2 separate regions of the Homo sapiens genome follow, and region 1 is linked to region 2. The links are chromatin loops, found by intact Hi-C in ENCODE. Cell type or tissue: heart left ventricle. All regions are shown on one strand. Each heading gives the region's core, and the rest is flanking DNA. Links, peaks and the distances in the headings are about the cores only.

What was found. Peaks named below come from ENCODE experiments on the same cell type or tissue, not always from the same donor. Only the 100,000 strongest peaks of a DNase experiment are listed, where the experiment ranks them.
Region 1: a loop joins it to region 2, with 1.9 times the contacts of the local background. A loop is called at or near these places in 32 of 110 quality-filtered maps.

What each region holds. Positions count from the first base shown.
Region 1 is chr1:44,970,470-44,980,057 of GRCh38, forward strand. EIF2B3 (eukaryotic translation initiation factor 2B subunit gamma) reads right to left here. Exons shown (of 12, transcript NM_020365.5): 3 at 7,846-7,991. Among named protein-coding and RNA genes, the nearest start is that of EIF2B3, 11 kb to the right of the region's middle. In heart left ventricle, for the core only: no CTCF peak of the experiment used is centred there; no DNase peak of the experiment used is centred there.
Region 2 is chr1:44,839,165-44,848,752 of GRCh38, forward strand. PTCH2 (patched 2) reads right to left here and starts at 4,089. Exons shown (of 22, transcript NM_003738.5): 1 at 3,697-4,089; 2 at 2,683-2,875. The coding sequence starts at 3,768. RefSeq lists a silencer at 4,035-4,304. In heart left ventricle, for the core only: no CTCF peak of the experiment used is centred there; a DNase peak (open chromatin) is centred at 4,087; H3K4me3 peaks cover 1,616 bases; H3K27ac peaks cover 556 bases.

The sequences.
Region 1 (9,588 bases), core at 973-8,972, 130 kb after region 2:
TATCTTACCTAAAATCTTATTGGAAACAGACCAAAAGAGCCTATTAATGTTTAGGAGCTCTTTTGTGGGCACACGGGAAGAAAAAACATGGGCTTAAAGGGCCACTGTGTCATGCATGGCACAGCTGCTCAGTGCAACTTTCTCCTTTAGAGAGATAACCGACATCCCTTAGCAAACACTGACAACTTACTTCTTAGGCTGTCTCACTTTCTTCAACTGTTTATACGCACTTCCACTGCCCTTTCTACAAGTTTATGTTAATTCTAATCAGTTAATTCTGAATTTTGGCTTAGCTCAGTTCCTAACAGCTATTTGGGCATTTATTTACGTTCTTCCAACAGTTAGCCTTGTTGCCTTCTACTCCTGGTTGGAAGGCAATCTGATATGAAGCCAGGATTTCAGGGGCTATTGTAGTAAGAAAAAACCAAGTAAAGATAGCAAAGACTTGCTGGCCAAAGTCACAGCTTGGAAGATGGCTCAGAGGTAGGATTATATGTAAGAGATTCTGTGTAAATGATGTGGGGGAACGGGTAACGGAGGAACAGAAATTAGACTGCAGAAGGACTTAGTAAAGATTCTGATTTTAGGTGCAAGGGGAAGCCCTAAAATAAGGAGTAAAAGATCAAAGTCATGGCCGGGCGCAGTGGCTCACGCCTATAATCCCAGCACTTTGGGAGGCCGAGGCGGGCGGATCCCGAAGTAGGAGATCGAGACCATCCTGGCCAACATGGTGAAACCCTGGCTCTACTAAAAATACAAAAAAATTAGTCGGGCTTGGTGGCAGGCACCTGTAGTCCCAGCTACTCGGGAGGCTGAGGCAGAAGAATGGCGTGAACCCAGGAGGCAGAGCTTGCAGTGAGCCCGCACTCCAGCCTGGGCTACAGAGCGAGACTCCGTCTCCAGAAAAAAAAAAAAAAAAAATCAAAGTCATACAAAAAGGCAGTAACTTGGAGAGTAAAATGCCCCTTTGGAGGTTACTTTACTTTCCTTCTCATGCCTTCTCTCCTAACAGTTGCCACTATTACTTCTCAAGCCTCCAAGTATTAGAGGAACTTATTTGCCTGGGACTTTCAAGATCTCTAGCTTACTGGGCCAAAAATAACTTTTCTAAAATTCAGAGATTATAGAGCAAAGAAAGTTTACACATCCATTCTAAACTTTTAGATGGTAGCTAATACAGCTCTGAGAAGACCACCAAAAATCCCAAGCTCTTTGCAAATCAAAACTACAGTAAGATACTAACTCATGCTTATTGGGATGACTACTATTAAGAAAAAAATAGGCTGGGTGAGGTGGCTCATGCCTGTAATCCCAGCACATTGGGAGGCTGAGGTGGGTGGATCACGAGGTCAGGAGTTTGAGACCAACCTGGCCAACATGGTGAAACCCCGTCTCTATACTAAAAATACAAAAATTAGCTGGCCGTGGTGGTATGCACCTGTAATTCCAGCTACTCAGGAGGCTGAGGCAGGAGAATCGCTTGAACCTGGGAGGAAAGGTTGCAGTAAGCCGAGATTGCACCATTGCACTCCAGCCTGGGCAACAGAGCAAGACTCCTTCTCAAAAACAAAAAAACAAACAAACAAAAATAAGCAGAAAATAAATACTGGGAAGGATGTGGAGAAACTGGAACCATAGGCTAGGCATGGTGGCTCATACTTGTAATCCCAGCACTTTGGGAGGCCAAGGTGGAGGATCACTTGAGCCCAGGAGTTCGAGACCAGCCTGGGCAACATAGTGAGACTCTGTCTCTAAAAAAAAATACACACACACACACACAAACACACACACACACACATATACACACACAAACACACACATGTATATACACACACACACATATATATATATATCCAGGCACGGTGGCTCATGCCTGTAATCCCAGCACTTTGGGAGGCCAAGGTGGGTGGATCACCTGAGATCGGGAGTTTGAGACCAGCCTGACCAACATGGAGAAACCCTGTCTCTACTAAAAACACAAAATTAGCTGGGTGTGGTGGCGCATGCCTGTAATCCCAGCTACTCAGGAAGGTGAGGCAGGAGAATCGCTTGAACCTGGGAGGCAGAGGTTGCGGTGAGCCGAGATCACGCCATTGCACTCCAGCCTGGGCAACAAGAGCAAAACTCCGTTTTAAAAAATAATAATAAATAAATACACACACACACACACACACACACACACACACACTGATTTTAATTTATTTATATATTTTTTTGAGACAGAATCTCCCTCTGTTGCCCAGGCTAGAGTGCAGTGGTACGATCTCAGCTCACTGCAACCTTCACCTCTCGAGCACAAGCAGTCCTCAACCTCAGCCTCCTGAGTACCTGGGACTACAGGTGTGTGTCACCATGCGTGGCTAATTTTTGTATTTTGGGGGCAATATAGTGAAACACCCTCATCTCAACAAAAAATAAAAAGTTAGCTGGGTGTGGCAACATATGCCCATGGTTCCAGCTACTCAGGAGGCTGAGATAGGAGCATCGCTTGACCCTGGGAGGTCAATGCTGCAGTGAGCCATGATTGCGCCATGGCACTCCAACCTGGATGTCAGAACGAAATCCTGTCTCAAAAACAAAACAAGAAAAGAAAGAGAGAAAGAGGTTGGAGCCCTTGTACACTGTTGGTGGCAATGTAAAATGGTATAGCCACTGTGGAAAACAGTATGGCAGTTCATTAAAAAATTAAACACAGAAATAGCATATAATCCAGCAACTACATTTCTCAGTATAAATCAAAAGAACTGAAAGAGGGTCTCAAAGAAATATTTGTACATCCATATTCACAGCTGCATTATTCACAATAGCTAAAATGTGGAGGCAACCCAAGTGTCCGTGGATGGATGAATGGCTAAGCAAAATGTGGCATATCCATAAAATAGAATATTCCTCAGCCTTAAAAACGAAGTAAATTCTGCAGTATGCTACAATATGGATGAACCTTGAGGATGTTATGCTAAGTAAGCCAATCACAAAAAATAAATACTGGAGGCCAAGGTGGGCAGATCACTTGAGGCCAGACGTTCGAGACTAGCCTGGCCAACATGGCGAAACCCCATTTCTACTAAAAATACAAAAACTAGCCAGGTGTAGTAGGTAGGGCATGCACCTGTAGTTCCAGCTACTCAGGAGGCTGAGGCACAAGACATGCTTGAACCTGGGAGGTAGAGGCTGCAGTGAGCTGAGATCATGCCACTGCACCCCAGCCAGGGTGATAGAGTGAGACTCTGTCTCAAAAAAAAAGAAAGACAAATACTCTATGATTCCACTTACATGAGGTACTTAGAGGTAGTCAAAATCATAGAAATAGGAAGTAGAATGGTAGCTGCCATGGGCTAGGAGGAGGGGGATGTTAGTATTTAATGGTAATAGAGTTTCAGTTTCACAAGATGAAGGTTATAGAGATGGAGGGTGGTAATGGTTGCACAACATTATAAATGTGCTTAATACCACTGAACTGTACACTTGACCCAAATTTTCTTCTCATTACCCTAATGGAATTCCCCAAATATTCTCTAAACAAATAATCAGCGGTACTCCAGAAAGCAACACACCCCACATTATTGTATTGGAAGCCCCCACTCTAATCAGAAGCACCCAAAATCCACTTGAGAGAAAATACAGAAAAGTAGAAGGAAGGCCAAAAGTGAATGGAAATGCCTATATACATTGTACTGGAGGTCCTGGCCAGGGCAATGAGACAATTTTTTTTTTTTTTAAAGAGCTGGGCATAGTGGCTCATGCCTGTAATCACAGCATTTTGAGAGGGCAAGGTTGGGGGTATCACTTCTGTCCAGGAGTTCCAGACCAGGCCTGGGCAATACAGTGAGATCCTTTCTCTCTATATATAAAAAAAGTCCAGGTGTGGTGGTGCATGCCTGTAGTCTCAGCTACTTGGGAGGCTTAGGTAGGAGGATCACCTGAGCCTGGGGAGGTCGAGGTTACAGTGAGCCGTGATCGAGCCACTGCACTCCAGCCTGGACAACAAAGTAAGACCCTGGTCTAAAAAAAAAAAAAAGAAAAAAAAAGAAATTAGCCGGGCATGGTGGCACATGCCTGTAGTCCTAGTTACTTAGTTACTTGGGAGCCTGAGGTGGGAGGACTGCTTGAGCCCAGGAGTTTGGGGCTACAGTGAGCTGTGACCACACAACTGCACACTAGCCTGGGTGACAGAGTGAGACTGTCTCAAAAAATAAAATTAATGTAATTTAATTTTTAAAAAGAATAAAGATTAAGAAGGAAGATATAATACTGTTTTTATTTGCAGGCAATATGATGATAAGGTCCTAAACGAATCTATAATTTAAAAGGTCACAGCGCATAATGCCAAAATACAAAAATCAATTGTATTTCTATGTACAAGCAATAAACAATTGAAAATAGAAAAAATACCAGTTACAATATCATTAAAAATATTTACCTAGGAATAAATTTATCAAGACATGTTCAAAATTTCTACATTGGGCTGGGTGTGGTGGCTCATGCCTGTTATCCCAGCACTTTAGGAGACTGAAGTGGGAGGACAGCTTGAGCCCTGGAGTTTGAAACTAGCCTGAGCAACACAGTGAGACATCTCTACTAAAATAAAAATCTAAAAAATTAGCTGTGCATGGTAGCATGTGCCTGTAGTCCCATCTACTTGAGAGGCTGATGTGGAGATCACTTGAGCCCAGGAGGTTGAGGCTGCAGTGAGCCTTGATCACACCACTGCACTCCAGCCTGGACGACAGAGCAAGGCTGTCTCAAGAAAAAAAAAATCATCACTGAAAATTACAAAACTCAGTTGAGAGAAATTAAGCGAAACTTAAATAAATAGATACACAATTATGTGTTACTTAATGACAGCGATATGTTCTGAGAAATCCGGTATGTTCTGAGAAATGCATTGTTAGGTGATTTCGTTGTGCGAACATCATAGAATGTACTTACTCAAACCTAGATAGTATAGCCTACTACATACCTAGGCTATATGGTATAGCCTATTGTTCCTAGGTAACAAACCTGTATGTTATTATATACCATAGGTAACTGTAACACAATGGTAAGTATTTGTGTATTTAAACATATCTAAACATAGAAAAGGTACAGTAAAAATATGGTATTACAATCTTATGGGACCACATATGTGGCCAGTCATTGACCAAAAATCGTTATGTGGCACATTACTATATATACGATGTTCAAGGATCAAAAGATTCAATATTAAGATGTCAAATCTGAGCTGGGTGAGGTCGCTCATGTGTGTAATCCCAGCACTTTGGGAGGCCAAGGTGGGTAGGTCACTTGAACCTGGGAGCCCGAGACCAGCCTGGCCAACATGGTGAAACCCTGTCTCTATAAACTACAAAAATTAGCCAGGTGTGGTGGCACACACCTGTAATCCCAGCTACTCAGGAGGCTGAGGCACGAGAATCAGTTGAACCTGAGAGGTGGAGGCTGCAGTGAGGTGGTGCGGTGAGGAGGTGCAGTGGAGGTGGAGATTGCACCACTGCACTCAGCCTGGGTGAGAGAGCAAGACTCTGTCTCAAAAAGAATACAAAACAAAGACAAAACCATAGAAGAACATCTACACAAAGGTCAGATGGGCAGAGATTTCTTAGGCCGGACACAAAAAGCAATAACCATAAAAGAAAAAATCAGTAATTTGGATTTCATCATCATTAAAAACTTTTCTTCAAGAGACACCATTAAATAAAAAGCCACAGACTGGTGGAAAATATTCACAACACATATCTCACAAACGACTTGCATCTGGACTATATTAAGAATTCCTATAATCAATAATGGAAAGGCAAACAACTCAATTAAAAAATAGACAAATGCTTTGAACAGACACTTCATGAACATATATAAATGGCCAATAAACACATGAAAAGGTGTTCAGCATCATTACCATCAGGGAAATGTAAATTAAAACCACAATGAGATACCACTACATACATACCTACTAGAATGGTTAAAATTAAAAAGACTGACAACACCAAGTGTTGATGAAGACGTGAAGCAAACGCAACTCTTACAAACTGTTGATGAAAGTATAAAATGGTACAATCACTTTAGAAAACTGCTAGTTTCCAATAAAGTAAACCTTACAGCCTATAGAATATTTTCACAAAAAGACCTGCAGAACAATGCTCATAATAGCTTTATGCATGATAGCCAAAAATTAGAAACAACCCAAATAACTGTCAATAGGAGGATAGATAAATAAATAGTAGTATATTCATTCAATGGAATACTACTAAGCATGAAAAGGAACAGATTAGTTATACTTTCAATAACATGAAAGAATCTGAAAAATATGTTGAACAAAAGAAGCCAGAACAAAATTGTATGTTTCCATTTATATGAAGTTTATAAGCAAATAAAATTAATACATAGTGATAGAAACAGAAGAGTGGTTGACTCAGAAGATCAGAGACTTACTAGAAAGAAGCACAAAGGAACTTTCAGGGGTGATGGAATTGTTCTAGATTTGGATAATGGTAATCTAGGTGTATATTTAGTATCTGTGCATTTTACTGTGTATAAATTATTCCTCAATAAAAGGGGTGGGAAAGCCATGTACATATTTGCATTAATTTTTTGTTTTATAGTACAAAAGTCGGTTGAAAATAACACATCCGTTTAATCACCAGAAATAACAGAAGAAAGTTTGTCTCCCATTTCAAGTAATATGGCAACATCACAACGATTGAATTTTTTCCAAAGAAAAACAATTTTAGAACAATCTACAGTGGATCTTTCTCAGCTCATGGGCCACAAACCATTGGGGAGACTATGTTCTCATATCTATGTGCTCCTTAGTTTCTTAACCAAAGGTTAACTAAAAGTTCAAATATTACATGGGAGGTCTATGAATTTTTGAACGTTCCTTTGTACTTCTTTCTAGTCAATCCTCACCTGCAGAGTCAACTGCTCCTCTGATTTATACATTAACATTGCTTGTTCACAAACTTCATATGAATGGAATCTTTTGAAGTACATTTAGAGTATATCTTTTTTTTTTTTTTGAGATGGGATCTCACTCTGTTGCCCAGGCTGGAGTGCAGTGGCATGATCTCGGCTCACTGCAACCTCCACCTCCTGGGTTCAAGCGATTCTCCTGCCTCAGCCTCCCCAGTAGCTAGGATTACAGATGTGCACCGCCATGCCCAGCTAATTTTTGTCTTTTTAGTAGAGACAGGGTCTTACCACGTTGACCAGGCTGGTCTCAAACTCCTGACCTCAAGTGATCCACCTGCCTTGGCCTCCCAAAGGGATTACAGGCATAAGCCACTGTGCCTGGCCTAGAGTATGTCTTTTTTTTCTTTTTTAATAAAAATGTGCTATTACTCAAAAACATTGGAAACCAGTGACTATGACAAATTAATGTCTAAATCTTTACTAGTAACCAAATCAAAGAGCAACTGAAGAGTACATGGGTAACAAAGTATGTGATGTAAAAATATATCAGAAATAAAGTTTTGTAAACTATAATGCACTGGGGGCCAGGCGTGATGGCTCACGCCTGTAATCCCAGCACTTTGGAAGGCCGAGGAGGGTGGATCACCTGAGGTCAGGAGTTCGAGTCTAGCCTGGCCAACATCCCATCTATACTAAAAATACAAAATTAGCCAGGCACGGTGGCGTATGCCTGTAATCCCAGCTACTTGGGAGGCTGAGGCAGGAGAATTGCTTGAACCCGGGAGGTGGAGGTTGCAGTGAATTGAGATCACACTACTGCACTCCGGCCTAGGTGACAGAGCGAGGTTCTGTCTCAAAAAAAAGACTATAATGCACTGGGAAAACATAAGATATCATCTATCTTCAATAAACAAGAAGAGTCAAAAAATTGCTTTTCACCTTAAGTTTTGGATATATGTAGCGCAAAGAATCTGCAGTTCCCATGTCAGCGTCATCAGGAATACACACAATATCTGGCTTCATTTTCATCTTGAATTCTGCACATAGAGCCTTTTGAACATCCCTGGTTGTAACCACAATGACTTCTATAGGACAAAAGAAAAAAAGAAAGAAAAACAAAAACTTACTCATATAGACAGTGGTTCCATTATTTCAATTAGATTTGGTCTATTTCTAGGTGTAATAACAACTGCTAATATTATTGTGCCTTTTCAATATATTTTACCTGCATTCCCCCAATAAATTCTTTTTTTTTTTTTTTTTTTTTTTTTTTTTTTTACAGACAGGGTCTCACTCTGCCACTCAGGCTGGAGTGCAGTGGCACTGTCGCAGTTCACAGCAGCCTCAACCTCCCAAGATCAGGCAATCCTCCCACCTCAGCCTCCCAAGTAGCTGAGACTACAGGCATGTGCCACCATGCTTGGCTAATTTTTGTATTTTCTGTAGAGATGAGGTTTCGCTCTGTTGCCCAGGCTGGTCTCCAACTCCTGGGCTCAAAGGATCCGCCAGCCTTGGCCTCCCCAAGTGTTGTGATTACAGACGTGAACCACTGCATCTGGCCTCCCCCCAATTAATTCTTAGAACAATCTCATCTTACAAATGAGGAATCTTGGATTAAAAGACATGCTGGCTGGGCGCAGTGGCTCATGCCTGTAAATCCCAGCACTTTGGGAGGCCGAGGCAGGCGGATCACTTGAGCCCTGGAGTTCAAGACCAGCCTGGGCAACATGGCAAAACCTTGTCTCTATAAAAAAACTCCAAAAAACCAGAGGTTTAGGTGGGAGGATTGCTTGAGTCTGGGAGGTGGAGGTTGCAGTGGGCCAAGATCACCCCACTGCACTCCAGCCTGGGTAACAGAGTGAGTCTGTCTCAAAACAAACAAACAAACAAAAAAAAACCTCAGGTCTATATGAATGGTGCCCACACTTTAATATATTATATGCCACTTCTCCTTGATATGAAGAATTCAGAAGAACATTAATCAAAAATACAAATGGGAAGAAATATAAAAAACACTCTGGGAAGCCAAGGCAGGCAGATAACTTCAGCCCAGGAACTCAAGACCAGCCTGGGTAACGTGGCGAAACCCTGTCTCTGCCAAAAAAAAAAAAAAAAAAAAAAGGAGGAAAGAAAAATTATCCAGGTGTGGTGGCATGCATGTAGTTGCAGCTACTCAGGAGGCTAAGATGGGAGGATCGTTTGATCCCAGGAGGCAGAGGTTGCAATGAGCTGAAATCATGCCACTGTACTCCAGCCTTGGACGACAGAGCAAGACTCTGTCTCTAAAAAACAAAAAAACCAAAGGGGGCCATGCGTAGTGGCTCACACCTGTAATTCCAACACTTTGGAAGGCCGAGACAGGCAGATCACTTGAGGTCAGAAGTTCAAGACCAGCCTGGACAACATGGCGAAACCCTGTCTCTATTAAAAATACAAAAAAATTAGCCGGGAGTGGTGGTACACGCCTGTAGTCCCAGGTACTCGGGAGACTGAAGCAGGAGAATTGCTTAAACCTGGGAGGTGGAGGTTGCAGTGAGCTGAGATCACACCACTGTACTCCAGCCTGGGCGACAGGGTGAGACTCCAACATTTTAAATCTTCATTCAATACAAAGAGAGAGCTATTAAGCTACCACCCTTCCTATTGGAGGCAACTCTAATAATGGAATGAACACTGGATCAC
Region 2 (9,588 bases), core at 891-8,890:
GAGATCGAGGCCAGCATGGCCAACATGGTGACACCCTGTTTCTACTAAAAATACAAAAAAATTAGCCGGGCATGGTGGCGCATGCCTATAGTGTCAGCTACTCTGGAGAATCGCTTGAACCCGGGAGGCGGAGGTTGCAGTGAGCCGAGATTGCGTCACTGCACTACAGCCTGGGCAACAGAGCAAGACTTACTCTCAAAAAAAAAAAAAAAAAAAAAACAGAAAGAAAAAAAAAGATTTTTACCTCACCCCCAGCCAATATAGGACAAGAGTGATATTCTGAAATAAAGGAAAAAAGCCTAGGAATTGGCTACCATCCTCTTATAAAACCCTCCCCCAAACAACAGCAAAAAACTGCTGGGGTCTAGCCTATCCTATGCTGGAGTATAGGAGAGAGGATGAGGAAACATGGAGGCTCAAGCAGTGTTTAGATGGGGAGAATGTGGGGAATGGAGAGGGAGGAAGGGAAGGGAGACTGCCTCTGTTGGGGCAGGAAATCCAAGAGTCATCTGGGACCACCCAGGCAGCAGTGGTGTGGGTGGGGATATGTGTATGTGCGTGTATGCACATCTGTGTCCTGGGGCTGGGGGCAGGCAGGCAGAGCGAGACATCTGCTCTGGACCCCAGGGCTGGCCTAGAGTGTATATGGATGTGAGAGTCTGCAGGGCTGGGGGTAGGTAGGGTGGGGATGGCGTGTGGGAGCTCAACAGGCAGGCAAGCTCTGAGAAACATCTGCTGTGGATCCTAGGACTTGCCAGTATTTGAAATAACTCGAGGGTGTGAGACTCCAACCTGGGTTCTGCCTTTGGGTATGGGCCAGGGCTGAGGGAGTCTACAAAATGCAAATTTCCCAGGGAAAAACAGACTGGAGTTTGACTCCTATCAAAGGGCTGCCATATGAAACCAGCCCTCAGGAAAGAAGAGAGTCATGCTGAAATTTTTTTTTTTTTTTTTTTGAGATGGAATCTCCCTCTGCTGCCCAGGCTGGAGTGCAGTGCGGCGATCTTGGCTCACTGCAACCTCCGCCTCCCAGGTTCAAGCAATTCTCCTGTCTCCGCTTCCCAAGTAGCTGGGACTACAGGCGCCCGCCACCACGCCTGGCTAATTTTTGTATTTTTAGTAGAGATGGGGTTTTATTATGTTGGCCAGGTTGGTCTTGAACTCCTGACCTTTGATCCGCCCGCCCCGGCCTCCCAAAGTGCTGGGATTACAGGCGTGAGCCACCGTGCCTGGCCTGCTGAAATTATTAATGAGAAATCATTCTGGCCAGGCACGGTGGCTCACACCTGTAATCCCAGCACTTTGGGAGGCTGAGGTGAGCGGATTACTTGAAGCCAGGAGTTCGAGACCAGCCTGGCCAACATGGTGAAACCTGGTCTCTACTAATAATACAAAAATTAGCCAGGCATGGTGTCGCCCACCTGTAATCTCAGCTACTTTGGAGGCTGAGGCAGGAGAATCGTTTGAACCTGGGAGGCAGAGGTTGCAGTGAGACGATATCAAGCCACTAAACTCCAGCTTGGATGAGACAGAGTGAGACTCTGTCTCAAAAAAAAAACAAAAAACCAAAAACCCAAAAATTATCAGGGTGTGGTGGCTTATGCCTGTAGTCCCAGCTACTTAGGTGGCTGAGGCACAAGAATCACTTGACCCTGGGAGGTGGAGGTTGCACTGAGCTGAGATCACACCACTGCACTCCAGCCTGGGTGACAGAGTGAGATTCTGTCTCCAAAACAAAACAAAACAAAAATTAGCTGGGTGTGGTGGCGCACGCCTGTAATCCCAGCTACTTGGGAGGCTGAGGTGGGAGGACCTGAGCCCTGGAGGTCTAGGCTGTCTCTACTAAAAATACAAAAATTAGCCGGGTGTGTTGGTGGGCACCTGTGATCCCAGCTACTTGGAGGCTGAGGCACGAGAATCACTTGAACCCGGGAAGTGAGGTTGTAGTGATCCAGGATCGCACCACTGCACTCCAGCCTGGGTGACAGAGAAAGACTCTGTCTCAAACAAACAAACAAACAAAAAAACAACCCCCCCCAAAAAAAAACCCCAAGAAAATCATTCTTCTTTTATGCTTCCTTAAGAAAGTGAGGATTTGATTCCATCTGACCCTGGCTATTGCCTCAAAGTGTGGATTCTGTATTGCTTTTCCATTAAATGGGCCTGGGTGCCTGAGTCCTCTCCCTGCAGGCTTGGCCAGATTATTTACTCAGTTTCCCCAGCCTTCTAGTTCTAACTTTTCTGATTCTGCTGGTCAGAAGTGATTTCTCCCTACCCTATCTTATACCACATAATCACAGGATGCTCTGTATTGTATTTTAGTTATTCCAGCACATATTTTACTTTCTTTGCTACTGAAAGATGAATCTTGTTTTAGCTGCCTTTGTAAAACCCTGATGCATTGTCAAAGACACACATAGAAAGTTAGCAATAAATGCTAACGTACAAAATCACAGACAAATATTCTATACACCCAATTCACAAGGTCTAACATCTGCAGATGTCCATTTATGGTTGTGGGAGGGAACGGTGTTCCTAGATGCCCAGGTGTAGGACTCTGGCCAGCAGGTGACCCTCCAGCCCCAGGGCCAGGCCTGCTAGAGCTCAGTAGCCAGCTCCTCACCCCGTTCTTGTCTTGGGCTCACCATACCTGAGCAGCTATGGCCAGTGTCCACAACTTACCTTCTACCCAGAGCTGTTCCAAGTTTGTCTCAATAATGGCCATGCGGAGACCTAATGCCAGGGCCCCAAAGGCCAACAGTCCCAGAAAGAGCACTTTGCCACAATGTCTCTGGATCCCGCATCCCAGAGAGAAGAGCAGGCCCTGGAAGTAAGCACGAAGCCAGAGTGGAGCCTTCAGGCTCCCAGCTAGGATCTGGGATGGAAAGAGAAGGGTCAGCCAGGCATCACTGCAACAATGCATGAAATCCTTCCCTTCTCACCCTGTATATCTGCTGCCCAGCCCTCGCTTCTTGATTTCTGGATGTGGGACAGGGAGCACCAACACAGACACAGGCCCAGACTTGGAAGATGTAACACCCACCATCCCCAGCACACACCTGAGGAAGGCATAGGCCTATTTTCCTTTCTTTTCTTTTTGTTTTCTCTCCTTTTTTTTTTTTTTTTTTTTTTTGAGACGCAGTCTCGCTCTGTTGCCCTGGCTGGAGTGCAGTGGTGTGATCTCGGCTGACTGCAACCTCCGCCTCCCAGGTTCAAGAGATTCTCCTGCCTCAGCCTCCCGAGTAGTTGGGACTACAGGCGCCCGCCACCACGCCCTGCTAATTTTTTATTTTTAGTAGAGACAGAGTTTCCCCATGTTGGCCTGGCTGGTCTCGAACTCCTGACCTCAGGTAATCTGCCTGCCTCAGCCTCCCAGTGTTGGGATTACAGGCGTGAGTCACCGCGCCCGGCCGGCATAGGCCCATTTTCTGAGAGCAGGATACATATGTACACACACCTGTCGTCGGGTGGACACAGAGGTGAACCCACAGACATTCATTCTCACTGGCCAGACGATGAGGAGACACCGGCACAGACACACCGACACACACGCACAACTTGCTTGCGGTGCTGGCTCTCACTTGCCTTCAGACATCTAATGACACTCGGCACTTCAAGACATCACAAACCTTGCAGAGGCCCGAGTGACAGACCTGGCTCCGCTCTCTTCCTTCTTCCAGCTCCCCCTCTACTCACCTGGGGTGCTGCGGTTCGAGCTGGGGGTGTGTAACTCGGGGGCAGCTCTCTGAGGGGCGGCGATCGAGTCATGCTGGCGGGGATGGGGGGCGCGGGCGCCCCCAACCCGCGTTATCTGGGCGCTCCCATAGGCTAGCCCGGTCTCCCGGTACCGCTGGGCCCCGCGTAGGGATTCAGTGGGGCCGCCAAGGCGCGGGCGTGGGAGAGACTGTGGGGTGTGGGTGTTAAAGCGGCTGGGAGGGAGGAGTGCAGGGAGCTGCGGGTCCGGGGCGCGGCGCCGGGATTCACCCGCTCCGTGGGCCGTGGGCCGCGGCGGCTGGAGGAGGAATGGGTCCCGCGCGCAGGCGGAATTGCTGGCCCGAGACGCACAGCAGGGCTCGAGGTGGCAACTGCAGTCCCCGGGAGGCGGCTGGAGCTCCAGAAAAGGGAGCTGGCCGGGGCGACGCCCTCCCATTGGCTGAGGGGCCCGCAAATTACCCTAGCCGCGCGGCCCGGCCCGCTGCTAGGTAACGGCGCCGCAGGGGGCGGGGCGGGAGACCACCCAGGCTGGGCCACCCCGCGCCTCCCTCCCGCCCGCGGGGCCCCAGGGAGGAGGAGGGAGGGGGATCCCGGAGAGGCGCAGCGCCGGCCAAGTGTAAGTCCAGAGGCTTACGCTGAGAAAGGGCCTTTGCGGGCTCTGTTAGGGATACACTTTTTTTTTTTTTTTTAAGACGGGGTCTCACTCTGTCACCCAGGCTGGAGTGCAGTGGCTCCATCTCGGCTTGCAGGCTCCGCCTTCCAGGCTCAAGCCATCCTCCCACCTCAGCCTCCCGAGTAGCTGGGATCACAGGCATGCACCACCACGCCCGGCTTTTTGTATTTTTGGTAGAGAACGGGTTTCGCCATGTTGCCCCGGTTGGTCTCAGACTCCCGAGCTCAGGATATCCGCCCGCCTCAGCCTCCCAAAGTGTTGGGATGACAAGCGTGAGCCACCGCGCCCGGCCTAGGGCCACAATTTCTTTTTCTTTTCTTTTTTTTTTTTTTCAGGCTTAATTCACTTTATTTTTCTTGTATAAAAACCCTATGTTGTAGCCACAGCTGGAGCCTGGATCCTCTGCGCGGAGACTCTGGTGTGGGTCTTGACGAGGTGGTCAGTGAATTCCTGATAGGGAGACTTGGTGAATACAGTCTCCTTCCAGAGGTCGGGGGTCAGGTAGCAGTAGGTCTTAGAGATGGCATCAAAGTGGGTAGGGCCACACTTTCTTTCCGACCCAATCAAAGCCCAAGATTTCTTCTGTTCACTCTTCCCGGCTTCCATTCTTGCCCTCTTCAGTCCACTCTCTCCACTGAGACCAGAGTCATTTCTCTAACATGCAAATCTGATAGCTCCAAAGCACAAGGCCCACTTGGAGCACAGGGCCCTGTGTGATCTAGCTAAAGCCTTCTCTCCCATAGTTCCCTCACATCAGTGTTCCCTCGTTCCTGCCTTTGTACATGTTTTGGTCCTTTTGTCTTGGCAGATAATCTTCAAAAACTGAACTTGAATCACCCCCAAAACCCACCTTTTTTTTTTTTTTTTTGAGGCAGGATCTCCCTCTGTTGCCCAGGTTGGAGTGCAGTGGTGCCTTCACAGCACACTGCAGCCTTGAGCTCCCAGTCTCAAGGGATCCTCCCACCTCGACCTCCCAAATGGCTGGGACTACAGGTGTGCACCACCACACCTAGCTAATTTTTGTAATTTTGTATAGACAGGGTTTTGCCATGTTGCCCAGGTTGGTCTCAAACTCCTGGGCTCAGGTCATCTGCCCACCTGGGCCTTCCAAAGTGCTGGAATTATAGGCGTGAGCCACTGTACCCAGCCTACCCCCTCTTTGAAACCTTCCTTGATTCATGTCTCTCTCCTGGCAGATAATTGCTTCTTTGTGCTCTGCATAACAACTCAATTTATATATGTATAATTGCATTTATGACACAAAAACTTATGTACTTGAAAGTCTGCCTTCTTCACCAGACAATAAATAGGTGCTTAATAATTGTTGAGTGAGTCACTAAGAGTTGCAGAATTCAGGGTGTAAAGGATTGGAAATTGGGAAGAATAGAGGCAATAGTCCCTCTATTAAACTTTCAACTATCCTATCTGAGTGTGCTGTTTCTATTGGGTTCCTGATTGATAAACCTCAAGTGGCAGAGTAGGGTAAAATCAATATTCCAATATGTAAAGTTTGAGAAAGAGAAAATGAATCTACAATAAGCTAATTTTTCTAACACAACTACTATTATCTCTGGCAAATTTCTTGGTCAGTTCTTCCAGACTTAAAAAAAATCATTCCATCATAAATATTTCATGTTACTATGTAGTTTTTGTAATCAATCATTTGGAGAATATCCTTAGGACAGATTCCCAGAAGTGGGTTGTTTGGGTCAAAGAGTATGAACATTTTTATGGCTCTTGATACACACTGCTCAACTGATTTTTTGAAAGCTTGTGCAAATTAACATCATCTCTAGAGCCTCAGTCCTGGGGAAGAGGAACATTTAGGTTGAAGGGGTGAACACCTAACAGGTTTGCCATTTCCATTTGTCCATTCACCCAGAAAAATGCCTATGGAGGAACTAATATATGTATGATGCTGTTGGCCAAACAGTAACTGCACATGAAAAGCAGCCTACCTGAATAGCACTTTCTTCTCCCTGTTATAGAGTGTGTCCTGCTGAGCATAAAGTGGCATGGTAGCTCATGCTTGTAATCCCAGCCCTTTGGGAAGCTGAGGCGGGAGGATTGCTTGAGGCCAGGAGTTCAAGCCCTGGCAACATAGTGAGACCCCATCTCTACAAAAAATAAAAAATTAGCTGGGTGTGGTGGCGCACACCTGTAGTCCCAGCTACTTGGGAGGCTGAGGCAGGAGAGTTGATAGAGGCTGCAGCGAGCTGTGATTGTGCCATTGCACTCCAGCCTGGGCGACAAAGTGAGACCCTGCCTCAAAAAACAATAATAATGATAACATAAAAAATTTAAGGTTAAAAAGAACTGTACCCCTAGCAAGTCTCTGAAATAGAAACAGCCTCTAACTTAAGTCTGTATGGGCCCCTAGTTTGCTCTTGGGGCAATAGCTGAAGACAGGGAGTGGCCTGGACTCAGCACTGGTTGTCATCAGGAGTACAACTCCCGATGCTATGCTTTAAGTAAGTCTTAATCTCCTTCCTTTTTACCAGACTCTGCAAGACATAAGGTCCATGGATAAATAGATTTGTAACCACTTGGGCCTTGGGACTCTGCTTTCATCATAGGCCCATCACTGCTAACAATTGTGACAAAGTCCACCATTTCTATGGATGCTTCCAAGGCCAAGTCTGTCTATTAAGGAAACCTCTTGCCTTATAGTTCAAAGACTAGGATGGAAGAAATGGGTCTACAGTTTCCAGCCTTTCCAACCTAGGGCCTAGTGCTGTCTGGCTGCTCCAAGCTACAAAATGACCTGTCTTCTCCCAAACAAAATGGTTTCCTGAGCCCAGCTAAGCTCAGCCAGAGCCAAAGCCATAGACCCCAGGAATAGGAAGGGATAAAGAGGCTTCTCTTCTCTTTCTGCAAGCAGCCTCCTTTATGATAGAACAGCTTGTTTCACTGTCATTTCCACTGGTCCTGGGTACGTGTTTTGGGCCTAAACTAGAGATATTCTCCAAATAACAGGATAAAAGCAATCTAATTAAATCTCATTACTGACTCATGAAACAAACGTCTTGGGATCTCCTTTTTTTAAATTTTTTCAATGAGACAGGGTCTCATTCTGTCACCCAGGCTGCAGTGCAGTGGCATGATCTTGGTGCACTGCAGCCTCTACTGCCCAGGCTCAAGTGATCCTCCCATCTCAGCCTCCCGAGTAGCTGGGACCACAGGCGCGTGACACCACGCCTGGCTAATTTTTTTGTATTTTAGTAGAGACAGAGTTTCACCGTTTTGCCCAGGCTGGTCTTGAACTCTGAGCTCAGGCAATCCACCCGCCTCGGCCTCCCAAAGTGCTGGGATTACAGGCATGAGCCACCGCGCCCAGCCTTGGGATCTCTTATGTGTCCATTCCTTTGCTGGGTTCTGGTGTTGCAGGGTACCTGCTTTTTAGAAGTTCATAGCCTGAGGGGGAGCACAGAGACCACAGGGGAAACCACTGAGTTGGGGGTACTCAGGGATGTTTCCAGAAGTGAAAGGAACTGGATGGGAGAGGTGGGAGGATGACAGAATCTAAAAGGAAAAGGAATGGCTCATGGTCTGGATCTTTCATTTGCTGGTTGTGAGATCTCAGGGAAGTCACATAATCTCTGACATTAACATAAGGATTAAATGAGATAATACATATGGCTGAGGAACAGTGCCAGGAAAAGTGAGGCAGCCCACACTCACATACACACAGTGCTGGGTAAAGTGACCAGTCTGGCTTCAGGGGTGGGTTCATGTGGGAGTTAATTCATGGTGGAGGCAAGGCAGGCTTGCTTTCTCTGGCATTCCTCTAGGCTTCTCACTCGCCAGCTTTTGGCTGCTTCTGTTATCTAGGCCAAGCAGAGTCAATGACCCTGAGATGTGGAGGAGGGAAGTGGGGGTCCTGGGCAGCCCCATCACCACCTGTTATATTTAGGGGCCAAGCCTGGGTATGTATGCTCCTTCCCTGTGGGCAGGTTGAGGCCAATAGCACCTATCAAGTATTTGTTTGTTTGAGATGGAGTTTTGCTCTTGTTGCTCAGGCTGGAGTGCAGTGGTGCCATCTTGGCTAACTATAACCTTCACCTCCTGGGTTCAAGCGATTCTCCTGCCTCAGCCTCCTGAATAGCTGGGATTACAGGCGCCCGCCACCACGTCGGGCTAACTTTTTGTATTTTTAGTAGGGATGGGGTTTCATCATGGTGGCCAGGCTGGTCTTGAACTCCTGACCTCAGGTGATCCACCCACCTTGGCCTCCCAAAGTGCAGGGATTACAGGCGTGAGCCACCGCGCCTGGCGTACCTATCAAGTATTTGGTGCCAGGGCTGCAGCCAGAGATTAGGGAATGGTCCTTCACTTTAAGTGTGGGGGAAGGAGACAGGCTAAGAACAAATGCAGCCTCTCTCTATTTATCCATGGCAGAAAGGCCCCGATGCAATCATCCTGGGTAGTGGCAGATGGCTCAGGCCAAGGACAGGTCATACTGGCTTCCAGTAGAATGTGTTCTCCTGCCCAGTCTCTCTCCCTCTGGGTCAGCTTCATTAGAGCAGAGCTTTCTAGACTTTCTGTCTGGGTGGTCCTTTCCATGGGCCTCCCCCTTCCTCAGACACATTTAACTATTTAGAAAGCTGCATACAAAGGCCTGGTTTATGTACCTCCTTAGGAGTAGGGATAGCTGTGGATAAAGAAAGTGTATCCCCTGCAATTCTCTGGAAATAGAAACAACTTCTCAACTAGGCCATGCAGGCCCTAGATTCCTGTTGGGGCTACAGCTAAACACAATTTCCCTCTCTCCACTGAGTATGGAAGTGGGATGGTAATAGTAAAGTAGTGAAGAACTGGGAAGAAGTTCGACCTTTGGCCTTGGGGAACAGCTTGGAGGGCAATCTTGGCAGTCTTATAGGCTCACAGGAGCTTATGGGCCCTCACTTCAAGTATGGGGAAAGGAGAGAGGCTAAGAACCAATGCAGCAGCTCCCCATTTATCCATGGCAGAAGGCCCCTGATGCAATCATCCTGGGTAGTGGCAGTCTTCTCGGCTCAAGGAACTCTTGCCAGCAGGCAAGGATGAATTGTAACTGGGGGATGGATTCCTGGAGTAGCAGCTGTCAAGTTTTGTCTGACCCGGCAAGCTCCCGGAACCCTGTTCCTCAGCACATCCCCAGGGTCCTCCCTGATTCGGCATTCGAGGTCCCCTTTCTCCTCTTCCTCCACTTCCCTCATTGA